Linked DNA regions of Homo sapiens: all the other regions are linked to region 2. Evidence: chromatin contacts called from ENCODE Hi-C or POLR2A ChIA-PET data. All regions are on one chromosome and are shown on one strand. Each heading gives the region's core, a stretch centred on a gene start or an enhancer-like site at or near the end of the contact. The rest is flanking DNA. Distances are from core to core; before and after follow the strand shown.

Region 1 (4,458 bases), core at 125-2,624, 92 kb before region 2:
CCACATCACATCTTATCTGCATGGAATCCTAGCAGCTCTCCTCTAAGTATATTTCACTCATCTGGTTGACAGATGGTGAATATAAAAAGTATATTTCAGTTTGTGTCTGCCCCTTTTAAACTGTTGCTCAGCACAGGATACAGGGCAACGGTCTGTGGACCGCACAGAGATCAGGCCAGCTCTGCCTCTCAGCTGGCGATCAGCTCGCGTCTACCTGTACTATCAAGCACCATCACGTTTTGTTTTTGTCTCTACCACTAGGCAAACAATTCCTATATTCTGCTTATAGGGCAGAGACTATATTCCATTCATCACTATAATGGTAATTCCTAGTACCTTCTACAAAACAACTGCTCAATTGAGCCCAACCCAGGAATTCCAGGTTCTTCCAGGGGTTGCTGGATTAGTTTCTCCTACATGCTTGGATCAAGAAGGAGAAGGGCTCTCTTGCTCGTTTTGCCCTCCAGTTTTACTCCATCCAGCAGTTTTCTTCCCATCTAGAGACTCCCGGCTCTGGTCCGGCTCCCTTTCTTCCACGACTTCTCCCTCTTGTGTCCCCCGCAATCGTTCACACAAGCCACACATCTCACTTGTGCCCCAAGCCTGGGCTCCTCCCTCATTCTACGTGCTATTTTAGGATCCACTCCTCCAAGAAGTCAGTCCTGACCAACCCCATTCTCCTTCCCACAGCTGCCACATTTGGTCTGTGAAAACCTTGTTGTCCCCTGCCCCACACAGTGAGCAGTGAGCAAGCAGGGCCCACCAGAGTAGGGTCTGGAAAGTCTCGTCCCTCTTGTCCCCCCGAGTGGCAGAGGCTAACAGCCGCCTTCTCAAGCCTGGCTGGAGCACAGGGTGCGCCCATTCCCACCTTGAGTGTAGAGTTTGGAGCACGGATTCCTCAAGCTCGGCTCATGCCCTTCCTCCTCCTCCTCACGCCCTGGTGCGACCTCCGCAGGTACGCTTCAACCTCCGCACGGCGCTGAGCCACAAGAGACCAGCTAAAAGCAAAACCAGAAAACTTACTTGGCTCCATATCAAGAGACTCGGGACGGACGCAGGAAGGAATTCCCGCCCGGGTCCCGTATCCCCCGCCGCCACTACGCGCGAACCTCCACAGTCCACGTAACCAGGGAGGAACGGACTCCTCGGGTGTCTCGGGGGCGGCGCCCCGCGCCCAGGCTGGCTGGACTCGGAAGCTGGAGGAGCGCCCGCGTTCCACTGCCCCGGGGGATGCCCACGCCGGCACAGGAGAGGGGGCACACGGTTAAAACAGCTCCCACCTCCCCCAACCACAGTCCACGACCAGCCTCTCAGATGCCACCACTCTCCCGGCAGGCTCCAGACCACCTGGGTCGGAGGCTGAGCCGGGACCGGAAGCCGCACCGCCCCCCGCGCGCCGGGAAGCTCACCAGATCCCACGGCCCCGGAGGGGGCACCTGCCCAGCTCGCCGGGCCCCCGCACGCATGTAGCCGCCCACAACATCCGCGTAGTCACAGAAGCACACGCAGATAGTCATGCGTTGCTCTCTGATCTGGGGGCTGCTCCTTTCGTGGTTATGTCTCGGATTTTAAGAGTTGATGGTGATGAAGATCCCCCTCATGTGGACGAGTCCATTCAGCCCACCACCGAGAACGCTGTGGTGTTTCGGCCCGTACAACTCACTTCCGCCATAGAGACTGGAGGGAAGGAGGAGCCCTACGGGCTCTCGGCCGCCTCCCTAGGCCGAGCGGAGTCATCGGCGGCGAGCCTGGCCGGGAGACGCTGACGCGGTGCCCAACTCAGTCCGGACTGAGAGGTCTGGAAGGAACACTGATCACCGCAAGATGAGGGGCGTACCCCGTAGAGAGAGGTCCTGGAGATGAGCCCACACCGCTGTACTGCAGGACGCCCAGTGGATGGCAAAACTTGAGTTTGTTGAATGTGCGTAACAGACGGGATCCCTGGCCCTCCACCCACACAGATGCTGGAGAAAGGGGCTTCATCTCTCAGTGTTGCCTTTATGCAGCAGCACTACTTGATACCCCATGGTGACCAATCTGGTGACAGTCCTTCGGAGGCTAGTAATTCGGCCATTGCTTCTCTGCGTGACCCTCAACATCACTCATCCTTTCTGATGCTCTCTATAAACAGGTGGCTGTTGTGAGGATCACAGGAGATAACTCATATGAAAGATTTCTGTGACCTGTAAAGTCTAATATGAATACAAGTGTATTTTTAGTGCTGTGTAACTTCCTGGAGCGCATTTGGTTCTCCATGTAGATTGTAAGCCCAGAGCAGACAGGGCTTCGAGAGCTCGGTTAATGCACCCACCTCCAATAGGAGGCAGTATTTTTTTTTTTTTTTTTTTTTTTTTTTTTTTTGAGACGGCGTCTCGCTCTGTCGCCCAGGCTGGAGTGCAGTGGCGCTATCTCGGCTCACTGCAAGCTCCGCCTCCTGGGTTCACGTCATTCTCCTGCCTCAGCCTCCCGAGTAGCTGGGACTACAGGCGCCCACCACCACGCCCGGCTAATTTTTTTTGTATTTTTTTTAGTAGAGACGGGTTTTCACCGTGTTAGCCAGGATGGTCTCGATATCCTGACCTCGTGATCTGCCCGCCTCGGCCTCCCAAAGTGCTGGGATTACAGGCGTGAGCCACCGCGACCGGCCAGGAGGCATTCTTAAGGTGTTAGCTGGGGATTACCATGCTCATTTTCTGGCCCATTGGGGTGCCTCACGCCTGTGATCCCAACATTTTGGAAGGCTTAGGACAGAGCATCACCTGGGGCCGGGGGTTCAAGACCAGCCTGGTCGACATAGTGAGACTCCCATCTTTAAAATAAAAATTAAAAATTTAGCTGGGCGTGTTGGTGTACCCCTGTAGTCCCAGCTACTTCAGAGGCTGAGGTGGAGGATCACCTGAGCCCAGGAGGTTGAAGCTGCAGTGAGCTATAATCACGCCACTGCATTGCAGGCTGAATGACAAAACAAGATCCTGTCTCAAAAAGAAAAAAAAAAAAAAGTCGGGTGTGATGGCTCATGCCTGTAATCCCGGTACTTTGGGAGGTCGAGGCTGATGGATCACTCGAGGTCAGGAGTTTGAGACCAGCCTGGCCAATATGGTGAAACCTCATCTCTACCAAAAATACAAAAAAAAAAAAAAAGCCAGGTGTGGTGTCAGGCACCTGTAATCCCAGCTACTTGGGAGGCTGAGGCAGAAGAATTGCTTGAACCTGGGAGGTGGAGGTTGCAATGAGCTGAGACTGCACCACGGCACTCCAGCCTGGGCAACGGAGAGAAACCCTGTCTCAAAAAAAAAAAAAAAGCTGATTTTTCTAACACATGCTTTTATTTCCCAAAACGATAATAGATAACATTTATTAGGTGGAATGGAAAGGTCATGATTTTAAATACCATATATGTGTACATATAAATTTAAACCTGATACTAATCAATCCTGCAATATAGATAAGAAATTGGGCCGGGCATGGTGGCTCACGCCTGTAATCCCAGCACTTTGGGAGGCCGAGGCAGGTGGATCATTTGAGGTCATGAGTTCGAGACCAGCCTAACCAACATGGTGAAACCCTGTCTCTACTAAAAATACAAAAAAAAAAAAAATAGCCAAGCTTGGTGGCACACACCTGTAATGCCAGCTACTCCGGAGGCTGAGTCAGGAGAATCGCTTGAACCGGGGAGGCAGAGGTTGCAGTGAGCAGAGATCACACCACTGCACTCCAGCCTGGTGAAAGAGCGAGACTCCGTCTCAAAAAAAAAAAAAGAAAAAGAAAGTGACTGGGGAGAGGTTAAGTAAGTGGCCCAAGGTCATTCAGTAAATAACAGAGCCTTGAGTTCAAATCGAAAGCTCTTTGCCACTATGGGAGCTCTCTTTCTGGCTGGCTTCTTCAGCCAACTCTCTCCTATGTACCACCACTCTCCAATACACCCCCACCCACCAGTGGTGTCCTGATAAATGCTTCACACCTGCTCTCTGGTAAGGGAAATGCCTTGATTTGTAGCATTTGCCCATTTCCTATCATAGGTGATTTCAAACTACAAGACATCAATGAATGCAGAGTCCAGAACGGATGGATGATTGCATCTTGATCGTCAAGGTTAAAATCAGCCCTTGAGGGCCAGTGCCAGCTGGCTCCAGCACACCACTGTCACCACCTCACCCTTAGGCTTCCCCCTCCCATTCAGTTCTTCGAAACCTGGCTGCACAAGCTCCTCCTCAGGCTGGCCTTTCCACCATCATCTGCTCCCTATCCTCTTCCCTTCCTCCCCACAGTTCTGCCCTTTTTCAGCCCTTGCCTCTTATCCCAGGTGTGGGTGCCTCTCCTGGGAGAAAGAGAAAGCTGCCTGCCCTACACACCAGCGACCTCTTCGGGAGGCTGCACAAAACCAGACGGCAATCAGGAGGAAATATTGAGAGGGAAGGGTCTGTAAGAAGCTGAGAGAGGGACCAAGGGAGGTTGGAA
Region 2 (4,104 bases), core at 1,535-4,034:
CTCACAAGCGAACTCCAGATGTAGAATGGAGGACCATCTATGTTTAGTCTAAGATTAACTTTACTGTCTTTATAAAACTCAACATTGCTTCATTTGACTCATTCAATGTATCTCTATATATCCAATCACCCTTACCATCACAAGTGACTCTTAACTGTCTTACTCCCACCCCCAATCAAATAATTAATACATTATTAATCCCTAGGTCTGGTAGATGGGAACTACCATTTACTGCATGCTTACTATGTATTAGGCTCCATGCTAAGGGCTTTACATAAATTATCTCACTTCCCCAAACCACCTGGAAGGTAAGGCGCTGTTATCATCCCCATTTTATAAACAAGAAAACTAAGGCTCAAAGAGGAGGTTATGTAATATTCAAATTCATACAAGCAGTAAGTGGCAAAGCAGGGCTTAAAATCTAGGACTGTCTGACTCTATAATCTATGCTTTTAATGACAACAGTATAGAACCACCAAAATGTTTCTCAAATTAGCCCCCGCCTCTCCATCTCCGTCCGCCTGTCCTACTTTTGGACCTTCTCTAAAAGACTTCCAACAGGTCTTTTGCCTCCCATCTCAGCCTGCTCTTGCCCTGTGCACCCACACACACCCCGCCTCACCCCACCCTTCCCAACAGAAGGCTGGTAGTGAATGAATTCATCCTCCACACCACTGCCAGAATTCCTTCCAAAGGAAAAAATGAACATTCATTTCCCACATGGAAACTTTCAGTAGAAGCCCCTTACCTAGAAGATAAAGGTCAGCCCTCAAGATCCTGTACACCTGGGGCAGCCTGACGTCCCCCTGCTTCCCCAGCACAAGCACATCATGCTGGTCTCCTCATCATAAAAGTTCTTTAAACATACAGTGGACCTTCATGCCTTTGTCTTTTTACTCAAGGTATTTTCATTGGCCTGGAATGTTCTTTGCCCTCTCGCCTCTCTTAAAAATTCCAACTCATTCTTCAAGACTCCTTTTTTTTTTTTTTTTTGAGATGGTGTCTCGCTCTGTCACCCAGGCTGGAATGCAATGGTATGATTTCGGCTCACTGCAACCTCCACCTCCTAGGTTCATGTGATTCTCCTGCCTCAGCCTTCTGAGTAGCTGGGATTACAGGTGCCCGCCACCACACCCAGATAATTTTTGTATTTTTAGTAGAGATGGGGGTTTCATCATGTTGGTCAGGCTGGTCTCGAACTCCTGACCTGAGGTGATCTACCCGCCTCGGCCTCCCAAAGTGCTGGGATTACAGGTGTGAGCCACCGTGCCTGGCCTTTTTTTTTTTTTTTTTTTTGAGACGGAGCTTTGCTCTTGCTGCCCAGGCTGGAGTGCAATGGCATGATCTGGGCTCACTGCAACCTCTGCCTCCCGGGTTCAAGCAATTCTCCTGCCTCAGCTTCCCAAGTAGCTGGAATTATAGGCGTGTGCCACTACACCCGGCTAATTTTTTGTATTTAGTAGAGACGAGGTTTCACCATGTTAGTCAGGCTGGTCTCAAACTTTTGACCTCATGTGATCTGCCCGGCCTCAAGACTCCTTTAAATGTGCCCTCCTCTGTGAGACTCTTCCCAACAATTCCTGTCTCTCTGATCCAATCCTGGGTCAGCCTTTTTTTTTTTTTTTTTTTTGAGACGGAGTCTCGCTCTGTTGCCCAGGCTGGAGTGCAGTGGCGTGATCTCGGCTCACTGCAAGCTCCGCCTCCCAGGTTCACACCATTCTCCTGCCTCAGCCTCTTGAGTACCTGGGACTACAGGCGCCGCCACCACGCCCGGCTAATTTTTTGTATTTTTAGTAGAGACAGGGTTTCACCATGTTAGCCAGGATGGTCTGGATCTCCTCTGACCTCATGATCCACCCACCTCAGCCTCCCAAAGTGCTGGGATTACAGGCGTGAGCCACCGCGCCTGGCCGGGTCAGGCTCTTTCTAATCTGTTTAAAACCATATCACCCAGAAGGTATTCAGTATATACTTATTTAAATGAATTGAAAGTCATATGAGCAGCATGGACTTACTACTTTAAAAACCACATTATTAGAAACCTAACACCTTGGAAGCTCTGCATATTCTGAATGAAGAATATACTAAACCACTCAGAGGGAAATAGTTATTAACCATTTTACCACAGACGACTAAACAACTACCATGGCCCTTCCCTTGTTTCAGCTGGTCTGGGTCTTAAAAAGACTTTGGAAAACCCAATCTACCCTCCTCTAGCAGCAAATCAATTCCCACAGTCAGCCAGGAGGTTCTAACCACTGCCCTACCTCTTTCAACAAGGAACAAGCCCTAGATTTTTGCTGTTTCTAAAAATATGCAGCTTTTAAATATATCCATCATTTTGGTGCTCTCTACTGCAGAGCTTAATAAAAGCAAAGCCACTGAAATTCAGGAGATGTCACAGCTCAAAGTACTCCCGTGTCAAGCAGAATGTCTGGGCATGACTGATGGCATAATTTCCCCACAGAACAACAGTCTTGTCCCACGTCAAGGAAACATACATAAAAACACGCAAAGTTCTCACAAATAAGATCCTCTGCGTTTTAGCTAGAATGGCAACAGTGATCTTTGTGGATGTTTTTTTTCTTTTTTAAGAATGGACTTGAAGCCAAGAATTTGAGACCAGCCTGGGCAACAAAGTGAAACCTTCCACAAAAAAAAAAAAAAAAAAAAAAATTGCCAGGCTTGGTGGCACATGCCTGACATCTCAGCTACTCAGGAGACTAAGGTGGAGGATCTCTTGAGCCCAGGAGGTTAAGGCTGCAGTCAGCTGTGATTGCACAATGGCACTGCAGCCTGGGCAACAACAGAGCGAGACCATATCTTAAAACAAAAAAAAAAAAAAAAAAAAAGGAATGCAATACCATTGTCACAAAAATAATGGTTTATCTTCATTAAAAAAATTCTTTACGAGGCAGGCGGATCACTTGAGGTCAAGAACACAAGACCAGCCTGACTGATGTGGCGAAACCTTGTCTCTACTAAAAATACAAAAATTAGTCGCTGTGGTGGCGCATTCCTGTAATCCCAGCTACTCAGGAGGCTGAGGCAGGAGAATCACTTGAACCAGGCAGGTGGAGGTTTCAGAGAGCGGAAATTGCGCCACTGCACTCCTGCCTGGGAAACAGAGCAAGACTCTGTTTCTAAATAAATAAATACATAAATAAGTAAGTAAAAAAATTCTTTTGCATTCATGTTCACATTTAATAGCTAGCTGAGCTATACCCTGAGACCTAAACAACCCCGAGCTCCTTTATCTTAAATTCTCGTCTTATGCCAAGGTCCAGTGTTTGGTTCATTTCCCTCATCTGAGAAAGACTTGGTCAACAAAAGGCAGTACAGGAAATAGTGCTGATGCTATGCTGGAGGCCCACACTGCCTTTATTTTCACCCCCACCAAAAACCCTTGGGCAACTGGTACAAGTCAATGATTCACCAAATCCCAACTCTAAGCTTTACTGGATGTCCTTAAACTCCCCTTGTGGTTGCTCAGAGATCAATGATTAGCTGTCACCACCTCACAGGAATCTGGCACACTCCTGTTTCTCAAAAGGGGCCCTGAAATTGAGCACTCCACTGCTCAGGTGGGACCAGCTGAATTTTAATAGATGTACGTACAGTTGCAAAGCTTAGAGAGGCAGGACTTCTGTAGTGGATAATTGTGTACTAGACCTTGGGAATCCCACGGAATGAGAGATTTTCTGTGAACCCATTATCTTATCTTATTACACGTCAGACTCCAAAAGAAGGGGAACTAGGAAACCAAATGACTCAATGCTGGTAGAAACAAATGCAGGGCCTCCAGCCTTCTCTACAAGCACTCTATCCTGCTGGGAAACTGATGAAAGCCAACCACAGACATGATGCCCTGAAGAACTTGGTACCTGAGCCAGACCCTGAGGTGGAGAGATCGTAGACAAGATCCTGGAGCGTCTTGTCTTTGGAGAGACACATCTCACATGAGGGATCTTCCATGTCCAGTCTCTGGCGGTTGTGATAGACACGCTGATGATAGTTAATGACAAGGAAAACAATGATGATGATGAGGAACAGGAGGAACACCGGGCCGGCGATGATGCCTACCAGCTCCACCGGGCCCCACAT
Region 3 (4,049 bases), core at 1,550-4,049, 110 kb after region 2:
TCACTTGGGCCCAGGAATTAAGGCTGCAGTGAGCTATGATTGCACCACTGCACTCCAGCCTGAGGGACAAAGCAAGACTCCGCCTTAAATTTTTTTTTTTTTTTTTTAAACAGGGTTGCACTCTGTCACCCAGGTTGGAGTACAATGGCACCACGCCACTCAGCTTACTGCAGCCTCTGCCTGCTGGGCTCAAGCAATCCTCCCACCTTAGTCTCCTGAGTAGCTGGGACTACAAGCACACACCACCACACCTGGCTATGTTTTTTTGTTGTTGTTTCCTTTTTTTTTTTTTTTTTTTGTAAAGACGCGGTTTCGCCGTGTTGCTCAGGCTGGTCTCTAATTCCTGGGCTCAAGTGATCTGCCCACCTCGCCTTCCAAAGTGCTCTGATTACAGGCGTGAGTCACTATGCCCAGCCAAAAAAAAATTTTTTTTAATAAATGTAGATTTTGGTGTTGCCTCCTGGCTTTTAAATCTTGACAACTATTTTTAAAAAAGTTTAATTATGTGAGTGCCCTAACTACACAGGACACAAACATAATGGGACTAGATTTGGCCCACTGGCCACCAGTCTTCAATGGCTTCAGAGTTGCTGGAAAGCTATTGGAAGTTGTGCAAGGAGGGAAACAATCCGAATAACAGGCCTGAGTTTTAGGACACTCGCTCAGGGGCAGTGTGGAGGAATGGACTGGTAGCAGAAGGTGAATGGGGGCAGTTGCAGTTGTCCAGGCCAGAGGGGCTGAGGCCTGAACAAAAGTGGCTGACCGGGAGATGGGGAAGACTCCCCAGGCACACTGTAGGGATCTTCAGGGATTGGCCCACCCTGGGAAGTTAAAGGTTTAAAGTCTCCTATCCCTTTGTCCCCTCTGAGGGATTGCAAAACATCATCATCTAGTGGGTGGAGAGGCCTATTTAGAGTTGGATACCCCTGGAAATTCCCAAGGGTGGGTGCTGGCAGGCCACCCCATGGGGCTAGTAAGACATTCCAAACTGCCTGCAGAGGGAGGGGTTGTCCTGGGGGAGGGGCTCAGGAATCTGGCCTGGCCTTCAGGAAGACCCCAGCCAGCCCTAATGGGAACCACACGTGGGGTGAGTTTGGAATCCCGGATTGCCTGTGACGTTTGGCTTTGGAATCGGACACTTGGCTGGGGTCGCTCCTGACCTGCTGAAGTCTGAGGCCTCCCAGCCCCAGCTCTCCTCCTAATCGCTGCCAGACGCATTCTGCCCTGGGGCCTGCCTGGTTTCTGGAGAGAGGGTGCTCCTTGGACCCCACTTGCTGTAAGATCATCATCTACACCCTGGGGGAGTAGGGGTCCTCAGGCAGGAATTCCAGGCTTCCTGCACGGCCAAGGGTTGATGCTCTCAGAGATTGCCGACCAAGAAGTTCCTTCCAGTGTCCATCAAAACAGTATTCCCTGAATTTACAACCCTCTTGGAGTCCTGATGGCTTCTGGCCTTGCAGAGACCGGTACCCTCAGCCTCCACCCCTCCCCTGCAGCGTCTGCGGGTGCTCTGTGGCTCTGGCAGTCGGAGCCTCCCCCCATGCCCCACAGGGTTAATTCCTTGCACCATCCTCAGGCACTAGGAGCAAGGAGCAGTCCAAAGGGCAGGGGACAAGCCCTGTGAACAGGTGGTTTGCTCCTGAGGAGTCCTTGAAAATCCAGAGGAGGGAAATGAGTCTCTCCTAGCACACTTCCCAAGACTTTCTCTTCCTCCCGACCCAAATACCTCCTTGTCTGAGGACTAGAGCTGCCGCGTGAAGAGATGTGTCAATACATCATAGAGGGCCTAGAAAAACTCTTGGTCTTTATTTGAGTGGCTCACCCAGTCCTTGAGCCATGGCTGTCATCACATCTGCTAAGCCCTCTTCATAACCCTCTGACTATTGTGTGTGTGTGTGGGTGGAGGATGCAGTTTCTGCTTAAGTCCCTGACACTCCCAAGGGCCCCCTCAGGCCCAGCCCCCTCCCCCTTGGTACCCTCTTTGAGAACTTCCAGGCAGCCTGCTCAGCATCAGGCCAGGGGCCCAGGAGCTCGGACAGGCTGCATTCCTGAGGGCAGGGAAGAGGAGGGGAGGACTGTACAAAGCCCACTACTCCCTTCCAGCACACACCCGGAGCTGCCCAGACTGATGCTCTCTCTAGCCACGCTGAGGATGGCCAGTGTAGCTCCATAAAAACCCGGCAGTAGGGCCAGGGAAGTAGGGGCTCTTCTAAAGATTAAGCCTTCTGTGCCCTGGAGCTCTTCCACTCCCGGTGGGACCTAAGGTTCCAGCATGAATAGGAGCTCATGGTGGGCACTGGGTAAAGGGTCGTGCGGCGAGGTGACCAGGCGTTGAGCAGACACAGCCCCCTTGGCATAACTTAACATTCCTTCTGCAGGGCAGCTCAGTCTCCCAAAAGTCTCTAGAGAGGGCGCAGGGACCTCCAGAGAGAAATCAGACCCAGCCGAATGGAAGCCCGGCAGCCGCTGCAGAAGCTGACAGCACGCTGGGGAGGAGCGGCACCTCCTCTGGAGCTGAGGATTCGGGTAGTCCCTCCAACCCAGTCCGTCCCCATCCCCCAGCCCGATTTCGGGAAGCTCTCCCAATGAATATTTAATAGCATAGCGCTAGGCCTGATTGAATTTTAATGCTGGCGACCCGAGCCCGGAGCCCAAGTCCAGGCAATTAGTCAGGAGCCATTAACGCTGACGGAGCTGATTTACGGGCGGGACCGGGCCCCGGGCCGGGGGCGCCCAGGATGGCGGGCGGCCGGGGATTGGGCGGACTGAGCCTCTGCGGCAGCCAATCTTTGCGGCTGCCTCGGCCTACTTTGCATCTCATTTGCATAGCGCTCCCAGGGGCAGCCCGGGGCACGGCCTGGGGAGGCCCTGTGCCGGGGGTCTGGGAGGCGGGAGGGTGATGGGGAGTGGGGCCCAGGCGTGGCCCTCCTCCCGGGGCCGGACTAGAATTTATGGCAAAACCTCTCTCGGTTTGCACGTGGAATTCCATCAGACAATCCCGCTGTTCCCTGGTAGGGTCCAGGTCTGAGGGCAAATTCCAAAGGCAACGGAGGGGAGCAGAGACCAGGGCCGACCTGGAAGCCAGGCAGCTCCGCTGCGTCTCGGGACCTAACAAAGGGCGCCGCGGTTAGCAGAGGGAGGAGCCTTTCCCGCCCTTGCTGTGTGCCAGGCGCTGTGCCTGCCTAAATCTCCACTTTCCTGCCCTGCTGCCCACCCCCTCCCGGCCCCGCCCTCCTCCCCCGGCCTCTCAGAGGGGGCATCTACGCTGATGGGAATGGAGCTGGTGGTTTTCAGGGTTTTTGTGGTTTTCAGGCTGGATTATGCCCCAGAAGGCTAGGGAGGAAGCCAAGGGCCCTCGGAGGAGACGGCCCTCCTCTCCGCCTTGCCCCTCATCCCTCTGACCTGTGTGAATGAGCTGGGACTCAGCCTGGAGGGCTCTATTGAACTATGCCCGACCTCTTAAATCATAGGTCAAGGATTTAGCTGGCCTGTCTGCTGCCACTCTGGCAGGTGGCCTCCTCCTCGCCAGCCCCACCCCTTTCCCAGCGGGTCCACGGAGCTGTGGTGGTGCTGCGGTGGAAGGCGGCATCCTTCCCTTTGCAGTCAGGCGTCCCCATGGGGTCAGACCTCCCTTGAGCTGGCACGGAGAAAGCCCACGGTTTGTACTGGGGGCATGGGCAATGGAGTAGGGTGGATAGAGCTCTGGGCTGGAAGGCCAGAACCTACACGGAGGCAGTGGGGAGGTTGGCAGAGAATGGAGAGACATTAGTCAAGGAAGGCTTCCTGTTAGAGGCAGGGCAGAGTAGAGACTGGAAGGGAGGGAGGGAAGGGGTCAAGGAAAAAGGAAAGGAGAAGAAATCTTCCACAGGGGATCATCCTGTTTGAGGCAAGAGAGAGTAAGCTGAAAGCCCAAAGAGCCTCACGCTGAGTTTGGTATTCTAGTGCAGAGGCTCAGCAGGAGGCTGCCCTCCTAGGCCTAACCCGAAGACGCAGGCTGTGAAGGGATGAAGGGATGATGACCTTATTATCACCGTTTAAGGAGTACCTGC

Evidence for each region. Hi-C counts contacts between places; a loop is a spot of excess contacts on that map. ChIA-PET counts read pairs that join two places held with the same protein, here RNA polymerase II (POLR2A). Pooled maps may share reads with other maps.
Region 1: a loop to region 2 is called in a pooled map, with 2.1 times the contacts of the local background. The contact joins the promoter of ATG101 here to the enhancer-like site in region 2. A Hi-C loop is called at or near these places in 5 of 37 single-sample maps with no recorded cell type and 11 of 50 pooled maps. POLR2A ChIA-PET finds 5 or more read pairs at or near these places in 2 of 52 experiments (T-cell and activated CD4-positive, alpha-beta T cell).
Region 3: POLR2A ChIA-PET joins it to region 2 with 16 read pairs in BJ. The contact joins two enhancer-like sites. A Hi-C loop is called at or near these places in 3 of 168 maps with a recorded cell type or tissue (B cell, CD4-positive, alpha-beta memory T cell and heart left ventricle) and 5 of 50 pooled maps. POLR2A ChIA-PET finds 5 or more read pairs at or near these places in 6 of 52 experiments (AG04450, BJ, H1 and 3 more).

The regions. Positions count from the first base shown.
Region 1 is chr12:52,066,894-52,071,351 of GRCh38, reverse strand. ATG101 (autophagy related 101) reads right to left here and starts at 1,374. Exons shown (of 4, transcript NM_021934.5): 1 at 1,110-1,374; 2 at 869-998. RefSeq lists enhancers at 1,026-1,741, 1,619-1,908.
Region 2 is chr12:51,976,356-51,980,459 of GRCh38, reverse strand. ACVR1B (activin A receptor type 1B) reads right to left here. Exons shown (of 9, transcript NM_004302.5): 3 at 3,885-4,104. Among named protein-coding and RNA genes, the nearest start is that of ACVR1B, 27 kb to the right of the region's middle. Within about 2 kb of position 2,784, at least 3 of the 41 ENCODE cell types and tissues checked have a DNase peak (open chromatin) inside an H3K27ac peak, as active enhancers do.
Region 3 is chr12:51,863,038-51,867,086 of GRCh38, reverse strand. No RefSeq gene overlaps it. Among named protein-coding and RNA genes, the nearest start is that of FIGNL2, 16 kb to the right of the region's middle. RefSeq lists an enhancer at 3,563-4,049. Within about 2 kb of position 2,799, at least 3 of the 41 ENCODE cell types and tissues checked have a DNase peak (open chromatin) inside an H3K27ac peak, as active enhancers do.